Regions from separate parts of the Homo sapiens genome. Here regions 1 and 2 are each linked to region 3. Evidence: chromatin loops called from intact Hi-C (ENCODE). Cell type or tissue: IMR-90. All regions are shown on one strand.

Region 1 (8,000 bases), 120 kb after region 3:
AATTCATTGGTATTACCTGCAAAGTAATCCTTGACTGGCACAATGCAGGTTAAAAAGCACAAAGAATGCCTCTCAAATGGCCATTTTTATTGAGTTTTATCTGAGCCATCTTTTCTAAAGAGAATTTATTTGGATATAACCCTTCTTTAGCCAACACAGCATCCCATTTTTCACATATAATAGCAGAGATAATGCAAATAGCAATCAAGTGCTTGAATGGGAGTCAAACCCAGGGTAGATCATAAGAGAGCTGTTTATTTACTTGTTTATCATTTTTTCATTTTATTTACATTGAGAAGCTCTTTGGGCTGTGTTACTTGATAAAATCCTTCACTCTCTTACCTTAACCCATCCCTACATTCTGTACAGTTATGGAATTCAGTACATGTCTTGCAGTTTTCACTGCATTTCCGGCAAAGATTTTTCTCTGTTAAAAAAAAGAGAAAGTTGTAAATCAGTTGGTCAATTGGATTCCATAAAAGCATCAGAGATGTTCTAATGCTTGCTAATGTATGCTACAGTACCTATGGCCTTGACTAGACAATTGCAGGAAAAGCCACAGAATCACTATTTGTTATCATTTCTCAGCAAACCAAGTACAGACAGGAACTGTAACACTGGAAAACACCTTAGACTTCTCTGCCATTTTGCAGACAAGAAAATGATAGCCTAGCTAATTCTTAGTTGAATAGTTTATAGGTCTTTTTTTTTTCTTCTTCTTCCTAGTCTCTCTCCCCAGGAGGGTTTCCTAACTTGCAACAGTGCAAATCCCCCTCATGAAGCTGGGACAACATCACTGTATAGGGATTGAAAGGCAATGCCTGAGACGAAGGAATGGGAATGTAGACCCCCATGCTCATAGCTTTTAGGACTGGTCAGTTGAGCTGAACTAGAGAAGGGAATCTACATTTAAGACTGCAAGGGTAAGGATTGCTTATTTCTAACATTGTTTATTTTAAACACTATTTTAGTGTCTTGCACTTTACAGCTGCAGTGGAATTGGTATAAATGTTATTACAATTCAGATAATATCTCTATTCTGGAGAAATCTATATTCTGGAGAATAGAAATGTATCATTTGAACAAGTATACTGTGAATACTTGCTTTCCTAGTTACTACCAGGTCCATATTGAAAAAAGTTGGCAAATTTATGGTTGTTCTGTGGAGGAAAATATTTGGCATATTAAGAAAGTCCTTCTACCTTAGATAAAATTTTGCTAATGTCTTGGTACCTGCTCTGATATGCAAGTGGATTATATCCATGTGAATTTGTAGAAATGAATGAAGCTTTCTTCATGGGCTTCCATCTGCTCTTTAAATGTTGATGTTCTTCAGGGTTCCATAGAGAAACACAGCTTAGTGGATCCCTGCAAGGGCCTGCTGGATCAAGTCTGAGCCTCTGAGCATGAAATACGAAGCCCCTTACAATCTTAACAGTAGTCATCATACGGTCTCTCTCACTGTCTCATTGAGAACACTGCACATGCATAGAATCTTAACTCAGATGACCTAGATTTGCATTCTGCTTTAAGCACCTCCAGTGGGCAAATTCAGGGTCTCTGTTCTTTTATTCATTAAAATGAGATTACAATGTTACCCACCTCTCTGGTTGTCTTGAGAAGTTAAATAAAATTAATTATTCAAGGGAACGATATGAACTATTAAGCACTGTAAATGTGTTGGCAGTAATTATTACTAGTCATTATCATATGTGATCATCATGTTGTACATAAATGGACTCATTAGAGAGGAAAACTATAACATAAGGCAATTACATAGAAAGAGAGAGATATACAAACCACTTGGATCAACACTTCCTGGTAGCTGAAGTCATAGTTTGAACACCTTAATTATCTACCTTCTAGGCTCTGGAAACAACGGACTCTCAATTACCTTGGTTCTGTCATACAACATTCCAGAATCAAATTTCTTTTTCAAGGCTCAACCTTCCTGATAGAATTTTGACTTTTTTCCTCACAAGGAATACTGCATATTTCTGTGGATTCTTTATGCCCCCTTCTGTCTCCCAATTTCTCCTTTCTCCCTCAAGTCAAATTTCATGTTCTAAATTTTGGGGCAAGCAAGAAAGGCAGAGTCCTTACCCACTGCCCTAAAGGGTAAGTTGAAAGACCCTCTCTGCCTCACAGAGAAATGCTCCTCTTTGAAACCAGAGAGAATTTCACTTCTTAAGAAGCAAGAGTATTCACTTCAGATTTCTTGTCTGATTTTATTTTAAATAACTCTTGTTCTTTTAAACTTGAGTTTTCTCTTTGTCTCCTTAGGTTGTGCAAAAACATGAAATTTCAGTGCCATCATATACCATGGTATGAGGTCCTTGTTAAGAGAAATTATCCAGAACTCAGAAATAAAGGAAAAGATAACTGCAGTCCTTTTCAGAGCCACACTAGAGCACTGTCTAATAGGTCTACCTTAAGACTATTTAATTCTCTAGGGCAATATACCTTCGTCTGTTTGCTAATGATGGCTGATTAGGGCCCAAACTCTGTGTTAAGGTACACATTTTTGTTTGGTAAAGTTGCAAATTACTCCTATTCATTAGAAAAAAAAAACACTCCCCCAAATTCTACTTGTATTGCCATGTAGAAAATTATTAAATTATTCAATTTTGTCTCCAACTTAGCAAAAGGATTTCCATTTTGCCTTTCCTGGTGGACTACAGTACCTGATCATCTTTTAGCCCTATTTGTCACCTTGCAAGTTCCCTCATTAGTGGGTTAAATAAGTCATTGACAAATGTTCATTCTACTCTTAAAAGACAGTCATATTTTTTGAACTTTTTAAAAAGTATATTTTGATATCATACAGGCCTGGTGTCTATTTGGTCAGTATGCAGAAAAGAGCAGCCTGAATGTTGTCCTTAGCAAATCTGCTTGTAAGGTTGGCCCATGGCTGGCACATCTGGGAACTTGAATTTTGGGAGGGTTCCCACTACCCTGAAAAGAGTGGCTCACTTTGTCTAAACTGTTTGTATAAACAATATGGTTTATGGTGAACACCTATTTTCCTTTGAAGACTCTGGAATTTTGGTATGTGTCAGGTCTGACCAGCCCCCAGTGACAACCCTGGGCCCTGAGTCTCTAATGAGGTTCCCTGGTAGACAACATTTCATGCACGTCGTCACGCATTGTTGCACGGGGAAGTGAATATGCCCTGTGTGGCTGAACCTTGTTCCATATGCCTTTTCCCTTTGATGATTTGTTGCTGTAATATCTCCTATCTGTGAGTTCATGAGCACGACTATACCCCAGGCCTTGTGAATACTCCCAGCAAATCACTGAATCTGGGGGTGGTCTTGAGGATACTCTGACAAAGTTATAAGCATTTTTACATGAAGCTTCTAAAGGGTTCTCTTAAAATGAATGAACTAGATCCTGTTTGATATGAAGCACAATTCCAGATTTCACAAAGAGGCTATCCCTCCTGAGGTCACTCAAATGAAAACACCACATTTCTTCTCTAAAACCCAAGTATTTGAAGTGAGCTTACTGGTATCCTGATATGACCCATCAGGGCAGTGAGTAACACAGCTGTTGGTTTCTTCATTCAGAAAGTATCCATATTTGCAGGACATGCATTGGTCACCATGGCTCCCAAAGCAGGACTCACAGTTGGGGGCACACTTCCTGCAGCGCTTCTTGTCGGCGTGGTAGTGGCCAGGGGGGCAGCTGGAGACACAGATCCTGCATTGTGAAACAATAAGAAAGAAGGCAGCGTCATGAGCAAACCAGTCCCCAGCATTCTCTTGGAGGTGCTGAGCAAATGGCTGAGCTCAGCTTCCAAATCACTTTTAAACCAGGATGCCAACACCACATCCAGAGAGCCAGATTGTTTGTTAAACTTCCTCCTGCACAGTGTGCTGAAGTAGCAATGCAGTTACCCAACACCAAATCTACCAAGGACTTGTCAAACCATTTCCTGGTTTGCACCTAGCTCTTGAAAAATGATGATGGTTACAGAGAGGAAGGTTATGGTGGTGAATCAGAGGAAAACTATGTGGGAACCACAACTCTATTCAAAAAGGTCCCTTTAAAAAGGTGTGACTTCTATTTTCGTGTGTTGTTTGTCATATGGATCCTGTATGTGCATGTGTGAGTGGTGGTGGTGGTTGTATGCTGTTGTCTAAATTAATATAAATATATTTAAATTTATGTTGTATATGAGAACACTTAAAAAAAAAAAAAAACTTCCTTGTTTGCCCATAATGGAAGCACAGAGCTTTATTTATCCATTCAACAAATATTTACTGAGCACCAATTAAATATCAGGCATGTTGCTAAGTGCAGGAGATAACAGAGGCTGGGAGATAGCCAAAGTCCTCCTTTCTCTTAAGGAATTTAAATTCCAGCAGACTTACAGCAGGAATTCTTAACACGTCTGGGTCTGTCTGGGGGACTGGAGTATGGAGGAACCGTGTGGCAGCTATGCTTAGTGAGTTTTCGCCTGAAGGAGGAGGGAGAAGGTGGGTGGGGCTGTGGGAGACAAGGGGAGGTCAGGATGAACTCTGATGGGGGCAGTCACCATTCCTTGGCTCTGCCCAGGAAACATATCTGCACAGCTCAAGCAGACACCAGGGGCTCAGAGGCACAGGGTCCACCTTAGTGCCCAGGGCAGAAGAGTGAGATCAAGCAGGACCAACCCCTTTGCCACACTGATGGCCTATGTGCTGGAAAATGTGGAAAAGCATCAGTTTGGCCTGTGCATTGGCATCTTTGTGAAGCCATGAAATCAAACATCAGTGGGGTGGAAAGGACATGAAACTTGTGTGAGATGGGAGGAATAAGTTCAAGAAATCTATTGTACCTCATGATGACTAGAGTTAATAACAATTTATTGTGTACTTGAAAATTGTGACGAGAGTAGTGTTTAAGTGTTCTGGCCACAAAAAAAGATAAGTATGTGAGCTAATGCATATGTTAAATAGCTGGATTTAGTTGTTCCAAAACGTGTGTACGTATGTATATGTGTGTGTGTGTATATATATATATATATACACACACACACATATATATATAAACATCATGTTATGCATTATAAATACATGCAGTTTTTACTTGTCAATTAAAAAAAAAAAAAAGAAAGGTCTGGAGGGGCAGGTGCTTAGCTGGTTCCTCCACCGTCCTCCAAACGTGAGAGAAGACATTTGCAGTTTCACAGCATACATGCACATTTTGCGTTTTGTAACTCAATATAGTTTTCACCATTCTGAATAACACAGGGAGGCAGTCGGCCTGCACAGCAGCCTCTTTTCTATGTTTCGGTCCTGGTGGGAGAATAGTGGAAGATGCCAGTGGCCTGCACACACCCCATGGTATTAGCCTTGCAGGAACTCCTAAGATGCCTGGCACATGCTGTGGGGATGTGACTTGGCACCTCTCTTACCTGGTATTGTTTTTCAGCTTGTAGTAGTAGTGCAAACAGTCATTGCAGTGGTCTGGTCCTGGCCCGTCACAGCCAACCTCACTGCACTCAGGGTCGCAGGGACCTTTCCAAAAGACATTAGAACAATACTTGGAAAAATGATTTTAGAGCAGGTCAGCTTTACCTTGAATTTGGTATAAAAATAAGACTTTTTTTTTTCTTATGCAGAGAGTTTCTTTAAGACAGAGGAATAATTGTCAATGTGGCTTTAGGTCCAGAGATGAGCTCTTGACTTTTTTTGACTTTTGATTCCTAGGCAACCTCAATTACCTAGGTATAAAGAATGTAAATTCTAGTCATGGCCTGGTCTTCAAAGCATATATGGCTGCCTTGTGGTAGATAAATATTTGAGAATTCAAATGAACTGTAGCAACTGGAAAAAAACCAACTGCAATTAAGTATGTGTAATAGTAAAAAGATTGGATTTGTAGAAAAGAGAGAAGTTGTTGACAAAAAAGAAAAAAGCATTATTATTTAACGCCTGGACCAAATGACCTGTCTCATTAAAGCTACTGAATACCTCTGAAATACTGTGGCCAGGAAGAAACACCATTACAGCACCTGGCACAAGCTTATCAGCATCCAGTCTCAGACACAGATAATAGATTTAAAATTGCATCCTACACAAAGGCCAATGGGCAATTCAACAAAAGAAAATGACATATAAATTTAAAAAAAACGCAAGCAAGCTTAAAGGATTCCAGACCTGGGATGAAAGTTCCCAATCTCTCTTACTACATATTCTTTGGTATAGAACTGAAGATAATGAACAGTAAGAAAAAAAAATGCCAGAAAGATGGAGCTATTTTGTGATTGATGAAAAACTTTCTAATGACATGGGCTAGTTATAGAAGTTTTTAATTCTCTTCTTTGTTCTCCATATTCTGGAACATTTGGTCTCATAATCTGCAAACTCTTTCCCACTGAAAATTCATATGATTTTAACTAGCAATAAATATATTGAATGAAATGTACAAATAGTAAGTCAAGGGTAGTAGAAAATCTACTTATTGTAACCCAAAGGACTTACTGTTACACCTTGGTTTCTTTGAGTCATTATGGGACTATGTTTCATAATTAACTGAATCACAGAAACATAAAAAAATGTTAGAACTCGGGTGGAATGACTTAGAGAAAAATCTGGTAGTCAAATACCCTCATTTTACTGATGAAGAAACTGATTTTCCAAGAATTTCAGTGGCTTGCCCAGTATCACATGGTGAGGAGAGGGGATCAACATAGGCCCTGATACTTAGGTAAAAATTCCTGCTTAGATGTAGCAAATCACGTACTAGGGATGACTTCTCCATCTGAATGGAAATAAGTCATTTCAAAATGCTGCAGACTCGAATATACTTCTGATTAACTGCAAGAGTCATTTGACAGCACTGCTTATTTCTATTTTCCCCAAAGCTTCAAATCGATCTCCAAATTCCATAGCTACTGCAACTTGGGACATTTTAGCCATCTGCCATCGTACACCAGGGGAGTGGTGTCTCTGCTGTCTATGGACTGAAGTTCAGCCAGCTGTGATCTCACAGTCCCTTGGATCCAATGACACAGTACGGGAATCTGGTTATGATAACGCCATCTGTGTCTCTAATCTGGCTGACTTCTAAATGAAGGTGAAAATTGCAGCTCCAAAGGAAAGGAGTCATGGGTGGCCCTAAATTTTCACCAGATGACTTCTAGAATTAAAAAAAAAAAAATCCCAAACATTTATTCTTGATATTTGCCAAAAGGGCTCTCACTGTATGGCAAATTCACATACTATGCTGTTTCTTTTATCATCTTAAACTGTCCCAGATGAAGTTTAGCATTGTAGGTTGCAGGATAATAATGCAATAATAGTCTTGGTTCTCTCACAAGTGCCAATATTGATGTTTTAGAGATATAATCAGAAAAACCACAAAGATATATAACTGTTCTGAATCTCAACATTCCAAAATTTGAATGGGAAACATTACCAAAATATGAATAAAGAGTAACAGCTTACTATTATACTCTATTTATGTTTTTTGGATCTACTTTCTCCTATCCGAGAAGACAAAATAGTTTGCTAGTTAAAATATAAATAGCAATGCTATAGGCTCAAAGCAAAACATCACAAAATCTAATACAATCCAGCTCTGATAAGCTCAATTGGTCTTAATTTCAAGCATGTTTATTGATTCTAGGATGCTATCTGTTTAGAATAAAAGTAACTACATGTGTATTTAAGATACTCTGTTCAGGTGGTTAATGAAGTACTTTTATTTTTAGTATTTAGAGGAAAACCTCAGAACTGCAAGAAAAAATATTTCTCATCTAAAGATACATTAAACTTGTATTTATAGTTCTTTTTTTTCTTTTCTTTTCTTTTTTTTTGAGACTGAGTCTCACTCTGTTCCCAGGCTGGAGTGAAGTGGCACGATCCCGGCTCACTACAACCTCCGCCTCCTGAGTTCAAGTGATTCTTGTGCCTCAGCCTCTCCAGTAGCTGGGATTACAGGTGCGTGCCACCACACCCGGCTAATTTCTTTTTGTATTTTTAGTAGAGATGGGGTTTCACCATGTTGCC
Region 2 (8,000 bases), 140 kb after region 3:
TGGATTAGCAGACCCTACGTTTCTTCCCTTCCACCCTTTCCTGTCCACCTTTGAAAGTCATTTCATTGCTACCAATCACTTTCAAATCACATCGGGCACAAAAATTAAATATAAACTGACTGCCAAGAAGAAATATCCACAAATCAGAATTCAAGTAAGTGTTTCAAAGCCCAAACATAAATGAGCTCTGTCTATGTGGCTAAGCAGTTTTCCACCCCCTGGTCTCTTCACATTATTCAGAGTTGGAATGTTCATTAATTTCATGTGAATATAAGAGTTGAGGAGAGGAATGAAAATGCAGCCAAACACAACCATCACATTTTGCTGAAAGAGTTGATGGGGAAAAAAAAACAGGCACCAATGGTTGTTGTATCACCTAACTGGGCTTTACATTGCTAGTTTCATTCCGTCCTTTATAAGTACACATTGTTGTGTGTTTTAACTTGGATTCAATACTTCAGCTACTTCTTATTTTCTACCATTGTAACATTAAAGGAAACTGCATCTCTGCATAAAACAAAAGGTAATATAGCTTGTAGGTTTGCTTTGCATTGCAAAGAACATACTTGCTTAAGACAATCAAGTGTCGAACCATGGACACCTGCTACGGAGATTCCAATTGTGGGATCTTCTTTTATCAACTAAAAAGCTTAATGCCCAGCGTGAACATCCACGCTGTGCCAACAGTGAAGAGATCAGACACATGCCAACATTATTAGTGTGGGTAAAATGTCAATAAAGCAGAGCCAGTGTGCTGAAAGCCTAAGTACATTAACTCCATGCCTTTATCCACTTCTCTTGCAGTGAAATTCTGTCCTGTCAAAGTTGACTTCATAATCACGTGCTCGATGAAATGATATATGCATGCGATGGCACAAATTATGCATCCAGTTATTGAAATGGTGCCCCACAGCCCTATCCCTGCAAGTGGTTTCCAAATAAATTACTTTGGATGAAGCCTGGTAGAAAAGATGACCATCAAGTGTAGTATATCCTTTTGAGGAATTAACTCAGGAAATAACTTACATAATTACTGTAAGCTTTATTTCCCTTCCTCTTAAAGAGTCTAGTGAATGTATCAAGGCCACAGCATTCTTCTGTGATGTTATGGCAACTAAATAACAAGATGTTTTATAAATACTGACAGCTATGTGTTATCATATAATTATTTCTAAAATTGTAAATGGATCTTAATTTCAGAATCATCCACTACTATTCAAATGGTATTTATGTCCACTACAGAACTAGACATCAGGCTAATATTCCTGGAAATTTTCTCTTTTCTCTCTTCTATTTTTTATTTTTTTAAAGTGATTCATTACAATTTAAGGTAGAGCTTGAAGAACTCATTTGGCTCCACTGTAGTTGAGTTTTTGGTTTTCTTTAGATGTTTGGTTTTTGTAAGTTTTAAATAATTTCTTCTGATACAGGGTATTTAAAACATACTATTTGCTTTTTCTCTCTTTCCTAATCTCAATTACTTCTTTAAGAAAGATTGAGAAGGAGAAAGGAACTGGTTCTAGAGGTCTGTAATACCTAAAATGATAAGTTTTTTTTTTTTTGGTAAAAAACCTTCCAATATGCAAGCTATTATCAATTCATTCACCAACCCCAAAATGCATTCCTTCTTGTGGGTACATAAGTACTTAATCTTCCTCAAGATTTAATTCATTTTAGAGTAGATGGCTTTTATTGAAATATCTGTTTTATATTATAAGCCCCTTTGTAATTTCCTTGCACAGCATCCAGCAGCATACTGCTCCCAAGTCTTTTGATGACACAAAAGTAATAAGAATGTGTATGAAAAAGCTGGATGATCTTTTAAATCCTTGCTATTTAAAGTGTGGTCTGTGGACAGGCAGCTTCAGGATCACCTGGGAGCTTATTAGAAATGCACATCCTTGGACCTCACCGCAGACTGATAGAATTAGACTTTTTGGGAGAGGGACCCAGCCAACTGCATTTGATAGAGTCATGTACCAGGTGCTTGGAGAAGCACTGTGTAAATAAGAGTTACCACTTATTAAGTGCTTACTATGCTAGGCACTGTGCTAAGTATGTAACTGTACGTGATCTTAATACGTGTACCAACCAACCCTGTGAGGTATATACTATTACATCTATTTTATAAATGAGGAAATTAGGCTTTCTAAATTGAAACACAGATATCAGTGAAGTCAAGAAAAACCCAGCTCTGTCTAACTCCAAAGGCTGTACCTTCTTTTGAATGAAGGAAGAAGGTTCACGTGGTTGGGTGTTACTGGAATGTAAAACATTCACTGCAAAAGTGTAATTTTTACTGCAACCCACAGATGCATTTATATACCATGATGCCTTACAAATGTCAATAGTCTGTCATTGAACATTTGGGTAGGGAAGTGACAGAAATGACTGAAGCATAAACACTACATTTAAAATATATTTAATTATAGGACTCCATAGGTTTTGCAGATTAGAAAGTATACCTTCTCTCCATTTAAGGCCATAATTAGAAGCAGAGATATTCATCTGTAATTAAATTTAGAAAGGGAGGCAAAGTTTCACCTTTCAATCGAGGCCAAAATTTGGAACAGAGGGCCAGTACATCTAAGCTAAATCTAAAACTCAATAAGGGAGATTCAGGAAAAAAAAAAAAAAAAAAAAGACAGCTTTTTATAATTCTAACAGATGCAGCTGAAGAAAGAATCTGCTGGGATAAGCTTTTGTTTGAAAAATTTTGACACAGGCAGACTTTGAATGTGTCATAGTATATAGGCTTATATCTAAAGTTGCTCTCATCTAAAAACATTTTCAAAGGACCCAAGCCCACCTGGCTTCTCCCTACACACTCGACCTCCATGCTCTTTATGGAAGTAAATCACTTGCTGTGAATATTCAATTTGCCTTTTTGTTAGGCAGGGTATACAGGCCAAGGGGAGAACCAAGAGGGTGGGAGGGCAGGGGAAGAGCAAAGGAAAGTCCATTCTAGGACTTCTCCATTGACCCACGGCACACACCCACTGAATGATCCACGGGGCTTGCCAGGGGAGCATGCACGCCGGGCTAATGGGGCACAGAGCTCAAGCTGGACTGGAGTTCTGAATGCTGCTGAGTGCCTTCCAGCGCTTAGCACCTGCAGATGCTTGGGGAAACTGTTCCTCCTCCAACAGCTGTTCTTCACAGGAGTTCAGGCAAGTGCCCGTCAGCCAGGACAGGGAGCCACTGAGGGGCTCCAGACGGCCCACACAGACTACATCAACGTGTTCAGCACTTCTCAGAAAACAGACTTTCAAGGAATTCCTGTGGTGAGGAGATAAACAATTCTGAAGAAATTCCTCACTGAAATGTCTAAGTAAATGAGGACTTCTGGAAAGCCAACCATAAATAGTGACCATAGTTTCAGGTCCCCAGATAGGACGTATATTTTGTCAATACTGAAAAGGAGAGCACTGTCCTCTGGACTCTCCCCCTCTGCTTCATCCTCATTGTCTGGTCTCTGGTTTTTTCATTGCAAAGGAGAGGTGATGCCAAGTGAGCCTCCAGATTCTGGTTCCTTCTCCCAGGAGCCAACACGCAGCCTGCTGTGAGTAAGCCATGGAGCAGAGGAGCTGCTTCAAAGGCCTTGGGGAGTTTTCCACGTTGGCTGCCAGGCTAGTTAAGTGTGCAGTGTTGGAAATTCTAATTCGGGATGAAAAGAATCACCCCTACCCCCAGAGGGGTAGGACAGATAAAATGAGGAAAAGTCTGCCACAAGAAGCCAACATCTGCATCTCAAACCACCTCTGCTAGGGAAACATTGTTTTAAACTTTTCAGAATTCTTATTTAAGAAAAAAATCTTTGTTCTTTGCTTTACATGGTCCTCCTGAGAAATCTTGACTTCTCTGAAAAAAAGACAAGGGTCTGGCAGGGGAAATATTTATTGCTCTTACCAATCATCTCTGGCAAATTCCTTCTAAAACCTGACCTCTTCATTTTTTTTCCCCACCACAGAGACGGACTGCCTTGCATACCAACATGAAGGACACCAGGACCAAAGCAGGCCTTTGCTTCACCTCCTCTCCACCCCTTTCTGTGCCCTTGTTCCCAGCTCTCCATTCTGGGAATGTGCTTTGAAATGGGGCCAAGGTGAGAGGGCATGAGGCCTCCTTGCCACTAGGTCAGAGACTGAGAGGTTTTGAGGAGAAGTTTCCTCTAATGAAATGAAAGCTTCAGAATACTCCAGATGGATAGAGTGCCAAAAGAAACTGTCTTTCTTTAGCTGCCTCGGTAGGAGGGACGCTACCAGTGTCAAGCACAGCAGGAACGGGGGAGCCAGGCCTTGGAAGGTGGCCATTCATGGTTTTGGGACTGGGTGCAGCTGTTTCACATGGAAAGGGTCAGCTGCTCAGAGCAATAATTCTGCAGAGCTTGTAGACAAATGAATTCACAATATCCTTTACATCTCTTGGGGTCTCCAGCCCCCTCCAATCTCCAGGCTCTCTACCTCCCTTCAGTGGCTACTTATTTTCAGGACTGAGATGGAGGATAAACGAGAGCCACACTTGAAGAAACTGCTCCAGACCAAGAAGACACATTCTGGGAGCAAACTTTATTCCCAGGTGGTCTTGATGAGGGAGACTGAGGTGCGCTATAGGAGTGCCGGTCACCGCACGTCGGAAATGCCTGTTTCTTTTCTCCGACACAAGTCACGCAGCACTCTTGTGTTCAGCACTTTGCAAAGAGCAAAGCAGATGTTGGCTGTTGAAGAATGCATGCGAGCCTGAAGCCAGCAACACTGCAATCCACCAAATGCCTGTGATGGAATCCATAGCTCCTCTGCTCACAAGTTTCCTCACTGACGTCATTTCAGGGGAAGCCAAAAATAAATAGCGGAATATGCAGGAAGAGCCCAGACAGGCTGAAGAGGTTGAGTTTTTCAAGCAAACAGCAACAGCGGAGGGACTGTTTCTCTACAAGGAAGGGGGCTCGGGGGAACACGATCCACACATGTGAAGCAAACCTTTGCACTTCACAGTATTTCACCAGGATACATTTTCAAGTTAAACCCAGATGAATAATGGTAAAGAAAAAAAAAAAAAGCAAGAAATAAAGGCCTTCCCTAGCTTCGGTAACCACAGCTGGAGAGACTTTCATTAATCACGTAATTGTGTATCTGAAGTTTTGCTTGCTGGAAAGAAACCTCAGGCAGGTACCTGCAATTACCCTGCAGGCGGCCTGCTGAGGGCTCTTTGTCTGCAGTGGGAGGAGGACATGAGGAAGTGCCCAGCGATCCTATGCTGAGGAATCCTTATGTTCCTTGCACCTGCATACACTTATTGTGGCAAAGCTGCACATCACATTTAAAGTACTAAACCCAGGTTTCCCATACACTAATGGAAGACGTCAGATTTGAAAGAACACAGCAAGTCTAAGCACAGAAATAAAATGCACATGAAGATTTCAGATTCCGGGCTGCACGCAGTGGCTCATGCCTGTAATCCCAGCACTTTGGGAGGCCAAGGCAAGAGGATCACTTGAGGTTGGGAGTTCAAGACCAGCCTGGCCAACATGGTGAAACCCCGTCTCTACTAAAAATACAAAAATTAGCTGGCTGTGGTGGCGTGTGCCTGTAATCCCAACTACTGGAGAGGCTCAGGCAGGAGAATTGCTTGAACCCAGGAGGTGGAGGATGCAGTGAGCCGAGATTGTGCCAACACTGCACTCCAGCCTGGGCAACAGAGCAAGACTCCATCTCAAAAAAGAAAAAAAAAAAAGATATCAGATTCTGTACTCCTAGTTGCTATAAGCCAGAAAAGTTATTGTTCTCTCCTTTTCTCACTGTCCTATAGTAGATGAAGTTAGGGATTTTTAAAAGCAACTGGCAAGTTCGGTCTCACTGTTGGCCGTGCAGACTTTCATGGGCCTCTTGCCTCTCAACACCTCTGGCCTGTTGTTAGTGTTCTAACAAAGATCACCTCTGCCATGGTCACCTGGTGTGTGGACAAGTGGCTATGTCTATATAAAAGGTTGACTTTCATTTGAACTATATATGCCACTGATAAGAAAGTTTTTGCTCCCATTAAATGTTCTTCTGAGAGAAAAAAAAATCAAAGAAGCTTTAGGCTTTGGGCTGTGGTTTGTCATTTAGAACCACCATGAGAACGAGGATCACAAGAAAAGCTGACATCTCCCCTCTCCGGTCCCACTTGCTAACAACTTTCTCCCATGCTCCCAACCACTCAAAAAGCCAAGGGAGCAAAAGAAAATGAGTGATAGAACATTCTGGCCACATTGTCTCAGCAGGATCTTGGCCTGTACAAAATACAGTTACTTATATGCTGGGGAAGTGTTTTGGAGGAAGCAGGGAGGAGAGGCTAACAAGCGAAACTGAATACCCTCTAGGGCAATAAAGACTGAAGAGTCAGCTGGGCGCGGTGGCTCATGCCTGTAATCCCAGCACTTTGGGAGGCCGAGGCGGATGGATCACGAGGTCAGGAGATCGAGACCATCCTGGTCAACGTGGTGAAACCCCGTCTCTACTGAAATACAAAAAACTAGCCAGGCATGGTGGGGCACGGCTGTACTCACAGCTACTCAGGAGGCTGAGGTAGGGGAATCGCTTGAACCTGGGAGGCGATGACTGCAGTGAGCCGAGATCACACCACCGCACTCCAGCCTGGAGACAGAGTGAGACTCCGTCTCTCAAAAAAAAAAAAAAAAAAAAAAAGGACTGAAGAGGCAACCTTAAAAACAGGGGTGAGCAAACCATAATCCTCAGGCCAAATCTAGCCTGCGCCTCTCAGTAAGTGAAGTTTGATTTGGCACACAGGCACCCGTATTCATTTATATTGTCTAGGTGGCTTCTGTACTCGAATGGCAGAGTTGAGTAGTTGGGATAAAGACCTGGCTTACACAGCTCAACACATTTATTGTCTGGCTCTGTGCAGAAAAAATCTGTTAACACCTGCTTTAAAAAATTAGAATTTCCTTTAAGTTTTGAAAGTAAGTGCTTGGGCAAGAGAATTCGGTTAATCTGTAACGAATGACAACAGATACTTAATGGTGGGGGAGGGGATATCAGAGGCCTTACGAGTTAGTGCTCTGCAATTCTTTTGTAGGATCAAGAACAAGTGGCCTTCAATTTTTCTACTGCATCCTTTTCTTAGCCAACTATTAAATGCCCCACTTTTCCACATCTACAGATTATAGGCAGCTTCACACTCTCTACTTATGAGCAGTGAGATCCTGACATCTAAGCACCCCCTCTGCTGGTTCCCAGGTTAGGTGAAAGCAGCAGCTGTTCCCTTCTACCTAAGGAATAGCCGAGTGTCGCTGTGACTACTACACTGGTGGGCAGAGACCACTGCTGTACCTGTTGGCCAAAAGCTGAGACCTAGTTCCAGAGGGCGAGGTCAGGTAGATGGCCAGGTCTCCTCTCCTGGGGTGGGTGATGGTGATGCGCACAACGACGTGCTCCAGGTAGTTGACATGGCGGTTGGGGTTATCCGAGCAGCCTGAAGCTTTGTAGATGGAGCGCACTGCACTGTTAGGGCGGATTGTCCTGTAACAGAGAGAGATGGAGAGTTTGAGCAAATGACATCACAGAGCTCAGGTGAGTGAACCTGGAGGCATGGAATAAATACACAATGTAAGATAAGCAGCTGATAGCTGGATACTAAACAACAGTGCTATCACCAAAATAACTGGGTCACTGAAAGGATTACCAGTTAGTGGGAAAGATGCAAGGGAGAGGTGAAAAAGGAACAAGGTTCTTTCATCTTCATGAAGGTAATAGATCTCAAACTGAGTATGCATTGATGTCAGCTTGTTAAAACACAGATTGCTGGCCCCAGAGTGTATGATTGAGTAGGTCTGGGATGGATCTCAAGAATTTGCATTTCTAACAAGTTCCCAGGTGATAGTGACGTAGCTGATCTATGGAATACACTGTGAGAACCACTTACTGTGGTACAGTGGAGGCTTGGGGATTAGCATAAAGGGGGTTCACATCCCTTGCTCTGTAACCCACCAGCACATTCTT
Region 3 (8,000 bases):
AACTCTCAGAATCCTACTTTCCTTGTCTCTAAAATGAGAGAAAATAATTCTGCCCTTATAGGATTGTTGTGAAGACTAAATGAGATAATACGTGTCAAGTGCTTAACATAGGGGCACATGGATACAGTAATTAAACTCTCAGAATCCTACTTTCCTTGTCTCTAAAATGAGAGAAAATAATTCTGCCCTTATAGGATTGTTGTGAAGACTAAATGAGATAATACGTGTCAAGTGCTTAACATAGGGGCACATGGATACAGTAATTAAACTCTCAGAATCCTACTTTCCTTGTCTCTAAAATGAGAGAAAATAATTCTGCCCTTATAGGATTGTTGTGAAGACTAAATGAGATAATACGTGTCAAGTGCTTAACATAGGGGCACATGGATACAGTAATTAAACTCTCAGAATCCTACTTTCCTTGTCTCTAAAATTAGAGAAAATAATTCTGCCCTTATAGGATTGTTGTGAAGACTAAATGAGATAATACGTGTCAAGTGCTTAACATAGGGGCACATGGATACAGTAATTAAACTCTCAGAATCCTACTTTCCTTGTCTCTAAAATGAGAGAAAATAATTCTGCCCTTATAGGATTGTTGTGAAGACTAAATGAGATAATACGTGTCAAGTGCTTAACATAGGGGCACATGGATACGGTAATTAAACTCTCAGAATCCTACTTTCCTTGTCTCTAAAATGAGAGAAAATAATTCTGCCCTTATAGGATTGTTGTGAAGACTAAATGAGATAATACGTGTCAAGTGCTTAACATAGGGGCACATGGCTACAGTAATTAAACTCTCAGAATCCTACTTTCCTTGTCTCTAAAATGAGAGAAAATAATTCTGCCCTTATAGGATTGTTGTGAAGACTAAATGAGATAATACGTGTCAAGTGCTTAACATAGGGGCACATGGCTACAGTAATTAAACTCTCAGAATCCTACTTTCCTTGTCTCTAAAATGAGAGAAAATAATTCTGCCCTTATAGGATTGTTGTGAAGACTAAATGAGATAATACGTGTCAAGTGCTTAACATAGGGGCACATGGATACAGTAATTAAACTCTCAGAATCCTACTTTCCTTGTCTCTAAAATGAGAGAAAATAATTCTGCCCTTATAGGATTGTTGTGAAGACTAAATGAGATAATACGTGTCAAGTGCTTAACATAGGGGCACATGGATACAGTAATTAAACTCTCAGAATCCTACTTTCCTTGTCTCTAAAATGAGAGAAAATAATTCTGCCCTTATAGGATTGTTGTGAAGACTAAATGAGATAATACGTGTCAAGTGCTTAACATAGGGGCACATGGATACAGTAATTAAACTCTCAGAATCCTACTTTCCTTGTCTCTAAAATGAGAGAAAATAATTCTGCCCTTATAGGATTGTTGTGAAGACTAAATGAGATAATACGTGTCAAGTGCTTAACATAGGGGCACATGGATACAGTAATTAAACTCTCAGAATCCTACTTTCCTTGTCTCTAAAATGAGAGAAAATAATTCTGCCCTTATAGGATTGTTGTGAAGACTAAATGAGATAATACGTGTCAAGTGCTTAACATAGGGGCACATGGATACAGTAATTAAACTCTCAGAATCCTACTTTCCTTGTCTCTAAAATGAGAGAAAATAATTCTGCCCTTATAGGATTGTTGTGAAGACTAAATGAGATAATACGTGTCAAGTGCTTAACATAGGGGCACATGGATACAGTAATTAAACTCTCAGAATCCTACTTTCCTTGTCTCTAAAATGAGAGAAAATAATTCTGCCCTTATAGGATTGTTGTGAAGACTAAATGAGATAATACGTGTCAAGTGCTTAACATAGGGGCACATGGATACAGTAATTAAACTCTCAGAATCCTACTTTCCTTGTCTCTAAAATGAGAGAAAATAATTCTGCCCTTATAGGATTGTTGTGAAGACTAAATGAGATAATACGTGTCAAGTGCTTAACATAGGGGCACATGGATACAGTAATTAAACTCTCAGAATCCTACTTTCCTTGTCTCTAAAATGAGAGAAAATAATTCTGCCCTTATAGGATTGTTGTGAAGACTAAATGAGATAATACGTGTCAAGTGCTTAACATAGGGGCACATGGATACAGTAATTAAACTCTCAGAATCCTACTTTCCTTGTCTCTAAAATGAGAGAAAATAATTCTGCCCTTATAGGATTGTTGTGAAGACTAAATGAGATAATACGTGTCAAGTGCTTAACATAGGGGCACATGGATACAGTAATTAAACTCTCAGAATCCTACTTTCCTTGTCTCTAAAATGAGAGAAAATAATTCTGCCCTTATAGGATTGTTGTGAAGACTAAATGAGATAATACGTGTCAAGTGCTTAACATAGGGGCACATGGATACAGTAATTAAACTCTCAGAATCCTACTTTCCTTGTCTCTAAAATGAGAGAAAATAATTCTGCCCTTATAGGATTGTTGTGAAGACTAAATGAGATAATACGTGTCAAGTGCTTAACATAGGGGCACATGGATACAGTAATTAAACTCTCAGAATCCTACTTTCCTTGTCTCTAAAATGAGAGAAAATAATTCTGCCCTTATAGGATTGTTGTGAAGACTAAATGAGATAATACGTGTCAAGTGCTTAACATAGGGGCGCAGTAAATTGTAGTTCCTTCAGCTTCCTGTTGATTCTCTCCTGCCACCATTCCACTCCCTTTCTGAGGCTTGTTTTACTCCCCTCTTCCTTCCCTCTGGTTTCATACCTGGGTGGCCTGCTCAGCTTCTGTGATGACAATCATGGATACAAAGCTGATGAGCCTTGCCATAGATGAAACTAGATTCAAATACAGATGATAGAAAGGTACATACATAGATAGGATGGATAGACACAGATATGCGGATAGATGCAAATACAGGTGGAGATGGAGATATAAATGATTAGGCTGCCAGGCTGGGTAGTTGGTTTTTTCCTAGCTTGGAGATAAAAATTTACCCTGGCTTTCTTTTATTTTTTGAGACAGAGTCTCGCTCCATCACCTAGGCTGGAGTGCAGTGGTGCAATCTTGGCTCACTGCAACCTTCACCTCCCAGGTTCAAGCGATTCTCTGGTCTCAGCCTCCCAAGTAGCTGGGATTACAGGTGCCTGCCACCAAGCCTGGCTAATTTTTGTATTTTTAGTAAAGATGGGGTTTCACCATTTTGCCCGGGCTGGTCTTGAACTCCTGACCTCAGGTGGTCCACCCGCCTTGGTCTCCCAAAGCGCTGGGATTACAGGTGTGAGCCACTGCAGCCAGCCCCCTGGTTTTCCAATACACTAATTAAAGCTGATGATTGACTGATGTATTCTCTCTGGGGCATCTGCTAAGGGCTGAATTTAGCCTTGTGCAGAGCCACCTTGGCCACAGGATTGTCACAAAGGTGTTCCGCATGCCTCTCAAAGTAACCGATTCTGTCCCCGAGGGCTTTTTAAAACTGCAGTATCACTCAGCCCCAAAGAGAAGGCAGCCGAAAGGCAAGCAACAATCCTGTTGCTAATAGTCAGATGCTCACTGAATGGCTGAGAGCAGTTGTTCAAAGAATAATAAGGCAACAATATTAATCAGACAGTGAACACCGTGCAAATCTTCAATGTTCTATGTCCAGGCTTCAGGCTGATTTTCCTTTGATGTTATCATGTATATACTAAAATATATTTATAAAGACATGAGTTTTCATCAATTTTCTCATATTTGTATAAGTTTTAATGTCTATATCTACAAATATGCACATATTTATAATTACATGTATCTCACGTTCTGGCAATTTGGTATTTTACTGCATACTCCTGGTATGAAATTCTGTAATGTCAGCCAAGCACGGTGGCTTATGTCTATAATCCCAGCAATCTGGGAGGCCAAGGTGGGAGGATAGCTTGAAGCCAAGAGTTTGAGACCAGCCTGGACAACATGGTGAAACCTTGTCCCTTAAAAAATAATAACAAATAAAAATAAAATAAAATTCTGTAATGTCTTCATATGTCCACCAGAGGGAGATCTGTACAAGCAGTTAACTTAGCAATTAGGCCTGGGCAGGGCATAAAGTCCTCCTCAGCAAGAGTTCTTTATCATAAAAGATTGGGGACTTAATCTCAACAAGTAAATTTTAACCGTGATCATAGTTTCTCTTTTTCCAACTTTGGAAATTCTAGACTGGACAGGACCACAAAAAAAAAAAAAAAAAAAAAAAAGAACCACTTTGACCCAGAAAGTGCAGTGTCCATTCTTCAGAAATGACTGTAGCTAAACTATATAAAGCAAGGGGTTCATTTATTGTATTTATTTTTTATTTAATACATAATTCACTCATGGTGCAAAATGGAGAAAAGGCATGTACTGTGATGTCTCTCTCCCAATCCCTTCTCCACCCTTTTTCATACAAGCTGTATCTATTCACACGGTTTATCACCTTGCCTGTAAAGTAAACAAGCAATATATTTGGAAATCATTCTTTATCAGTACAGAAAGAACCTCTTCCTTTTGGTGGCTCCATAGTATTCTATTGTATGAATACATCGACTTTATTTCTCTCATCTCCTGCTGGTAACCACTTAGTTTTTTCCAGTCTTTGTGATTTCAAACAATGCTGCGGTGACTGGGAAGGCAGAGGTGCTTCCTTAGCCTATTAAAGTTCTGCAAGGACAGAGGCTTTTCTTGATAGCCTCTGCCAGCCATGACCATTTAGCTCGTCACGAATATCCTTATCTGTTACAGAAATCTCCACTGCGGAACTTCTCACAGTCTTCCCTCTGAGTGCCCACTGATATGTTGTGTTTATTGCCCCTCCTGTCTCCAACTTTTTCTAATGACCTCTGCATCTCTGCACCCCATTTGCTTCTGGCCTCCCAGCTTCTTGGGGTGATTTCTCCACGGAGACCATCTCCAGAGATAGTCTCTGCTGCTGTGATTGTTGCCTCCCTATTTCCCTGTTACCTCTTTTGATTTGAACTTTCCACCTTCGTCGCTCCTGCAGCAGGCTCTTCACCACAGATAGGTTTGCAGTGGACACAGCTTCTTTTTTATTAAAAAAAAAAGTGTTTAGTTTTTTTTTAATGCAAAAAGGATAAAGAAGATAAACTTCACCTATAAACCCACCACCCAGAAATGTCTGCTGTGTATACTGTGGTACATGGATGTCTCATCTTCATATTGAGTGTGTGAGTATAATTACATCTATGTATAGATGTGTCATCATTTATAGCTTCTGTACACATAAGACTGACCCTGAACACTGCATTTAACACTATAAATCTCGTAGGTATTTTCTCTTGTCATTAGCATTCCTTGTAAACATCATTTTTTTTTTCCACGAGGAGTCTTGCTCTGTTTCCCAGGCCAGAGTGCGGTGGCGCCATCTCAGCTTGTTGCAGCCTCTGGCTCCCAGGTTCAAGCGATTCTCCTGCCTCAGCCTCCCAAGTAGCTGGGACTATAGGCAAGCACCGCCATGCCTGGCTAGTATTTTGTATTTTTAGTAGAGATGGGGTTTCACCGTGTTGGCCAGGTTGGTCTCAAACTCCTGGACTGACGTGATCTGCCTGCCTTGGCCTCCCAAAGTGCTGGGATTACAGGCATGAGCCACCGTGCCCAGCTGTAAACATCATTTTCAATGGTTTGCATATTTATTTGTATGGATGGTAATTCATTTAGCTTTTTTCTTTTGTTATATTTTTGAGATTGTTCCCTTCTCTTTTTAAAATCGTAAAGCTGCTCTCAACATCTTTGTGAGTATACATTCTTGGCTAAGTCAGGATTCTGCCTATTAGGTATCCCGACTTACCATTATCTGGTGCCTTTTTTTCCAGGGCCATTTCCCTTAGAGCCCTGTTTATCTCTATACCCTCTCAAATGGCTTTCTTTCTTTTCTTTCTTTTTTTTTTTTTTGAGAGAGTCGCGCTCTGTTGCCCAGGCTGGAGTGCAGTGGTGTGATCTCGGCTCACTGCAACCTCCACCTTCCAGGTTCAAGTGATTCTAATGCCTCAGCCTCCCAAGTAGCTGAGACTACAGATGCGTGCCACCACACCTGGCTAATTTTTGTATTTTTAGTAGAGACAGGGTTTCACCATGTTGGCCAGGTTGGTCTTGAATCCTGGCCTCAAGTGATCTGCCCACCTCAGCTTCCCAAAGTCCTGGGATTACATGTGTGAGCCACTGCGCATGGCCCCAAATATTGCTTTCTTTTGTGACCCAGGGAATGCTGCTTTCAAAGCAAACTGGTGTTTCAAGTGTTAAAACTGGACCGAGTCAAATAGTTAGGGAGTAGACGAGACTTTATTGTGTTATATGTGTCCTGAGAGCTTTATATACATTTTCTCATTTCATTCTTAAAATGACTTTGTGTGAGGCAGTTTCATGTTTTCACTTTACAGAGAAGGACACAGGCTCAGAGAGGATGAGTAACTCACTGAAGGTCACACAGCTAGCAAAACACAGAGCTGGGATTTGAATTCATGTGTGCTGTGCCCTAAAGCCTGCATCTGCTAGAGGGTGTAGACATAGGCTTTAGAATTTTTCAGCAATAAATTTGAATTCTGAAGTAATTTGATAGAAGCCAAAATAATGGTGTGCTGGTAAGACAGGTCTCTAGAAAAATGAAAAACCAAAAACCTGATTTGTAGTGTTTCCAATTTCTGTGGTGTAAATACTCCCACCATAGCTAATTTCAAGCTGTCAATGGTTTCACAATCCACTTCCAGAACTCCTGAGTATATAACGATCTGGGCAAGCTGATACAGATGCTTCCTTTGTCCTACTGGCCAAACAGTTAATTACTTACCCAGTGCCATGTGTTTTTTTGCACTCTGTGTTCTGGTAGGTTAAATAACTAAAAATGGTGTACTCATTTCTAAGTGAGACAGCTGTACACATCTATAAAGTCTCTCTAAAAATCAGATTTCCATGGCATCTTTGAAGTTTTCTAAAGTTCAGTGACTATTAGGCAACGTATCTTCCCACTACTGAAGTCGATTTATTTTTTTTCACATGTGAGTGACTTTCAGTGTTTGTGACTAACTCTGGGATTTCAGTCTTTCCCCAAGGATTAGAATTAAGATCAAGAGACAGGCTAGTGATAAATTGTTAGGATGTGGTCACAAACACAAAGCTAATTCACCATGTCTGTGTTCTGTAGATTAGACTATCAGCAGAATATGTAATTAGAACCTGCTATAACATTGTTTTAATCAATGATGGAAATATGAGGTAAGATAAATGTGCAGAAATTACTCCTAGGACTCTCCAGCACTACCGGGGGAAACCACTTAAGAAAATCCAAATGGTTTAACAGTAGCAGAGGAAAGTGCTTCCATTCCCAAAAGTGGCTTCAGGAAACCAGCCGAAGCCATCATCTTCCTTCAAAGCCCGTGGTCTGCCATACCTGAACCTTTCCACCAAGGTTGTGTGATGCTTGAGTCACTGCTGAAGCCATTTGCAGCCTGTCGAATATTATATATTTTTGTTTGTTCGTTTGTTGTTGTTGTTGTTTTAGATGGAGTCTCTCTGTTGCCCAGGCTGGAGTGCTGTGGCACAATCTCAGCTCACTGCAACCTCTGCCTCCTGGGTTCAAGTGATTCTTGCACCTCAGCCTCCTGAGTAGCTGGGATTACAGGTACTGACCACCACGCCCGGCTAATTTTTTTTGTATTTTTAGTAGAGATGAGGTTTCACCATGTTGGCCAGGTTGGTCTCGAACTCCTGACCTCAAGAGATCCACCCGCCTCGGCCTCCCAAAGTGCTGGGATTATAGGCATGAGCTACCACGTCCGGCCTTGAATATTGGTTTTATTCCTGCCATTTAGGGACACTAAATAATTGTCACAATATACTAGTGACCAGGAGAGAGGGTCTGGGGATGATCTATACATTTGTGCAGTGACTTTTTGGTGGCTGAAAAAACAGAGAGTCGAGCACAATCTTTGATTACTTAGTCTTAGCTGGAGGATTTGTCAGGCATTGTCTGATAGGTGGAGGAATCTGCATCCT

What was found. Hi-C counts contacts between places; a loop is a spot of excess contacts. Peaks named below come from ENCODE experiments on the same cell type or tissue, not always from the same donor. Only the 100,000 strongest peaks of a DNase experiment are listed, where the experiment ranks them.
Region 1: a loop joins it to region 3, with 2.7 times the contacts of the local background. A loop is called at or near these places in 3 of 110 quality-filtered maps.
Region 2: it touches region 3 in a loop (2.7-fold over the local background); 2 of 110 quality-filtered maps call a loop at or near these places.

The regions. Positions count from the first base shown.
Region 1 is chr9:76,177,100-76,185,099 of GRCh38, reverse strand. PCSK5 (proprotein convertase subtilisin/kexin type 5) reads right to left here. Exons shown (of 38, transcript NM_001372043.1): 15 at 5,402-5,504; 16 at 3,509-3,702; 17 at 343-427. Among named protein-coding and RNA genes, the nearest start is that of RFK, 210 kb to the left of the region's middle. In IMR-90, no CTCF peak of the experiment used is centred here; DNase peaks (open chromatin) are centred at 3,549, 3,929 and 4,339; H3K27ac peaks cover 1,114 bases.
Region 2 is chr9:76,158,503-76,166,502 of GRCh38, reverse strand. PCSK5 (proprotein convertase subtilisin/kexin type 5) reads right to left here. Exons shown (of 38, transcript NM_001372043.1): 12 at 7,332-7,520. Among named protein-coding and RNA genes, the nearest start is that of RFK, 230 kb to the left of the region's middle. In IMR-90, no CTCF peak of the experiment used is centred here; DNase peaks (open chromatin) are centred at 3,222 and 4,782; H3K27ac peaks cover 2,137 bases.
Region 3 is chr9:76,299,173-76,307,172 of GRCh38, reverse strand. PCSK5 (proprotein convertase subtilisin/kexin type 5) reads right to left here. Exons shown (of 38, transcript NM_001372043.1): 28 at 4,956-5,036. Among named protein-coding and RNA genes, the nearest start is that of RFK, 91 kb to the left of the region's middle. In IMR-90, a CTCF peak has its summit at 4,021 (motif pointing right); a DNase peak (open chromatin) is centred at 4,042.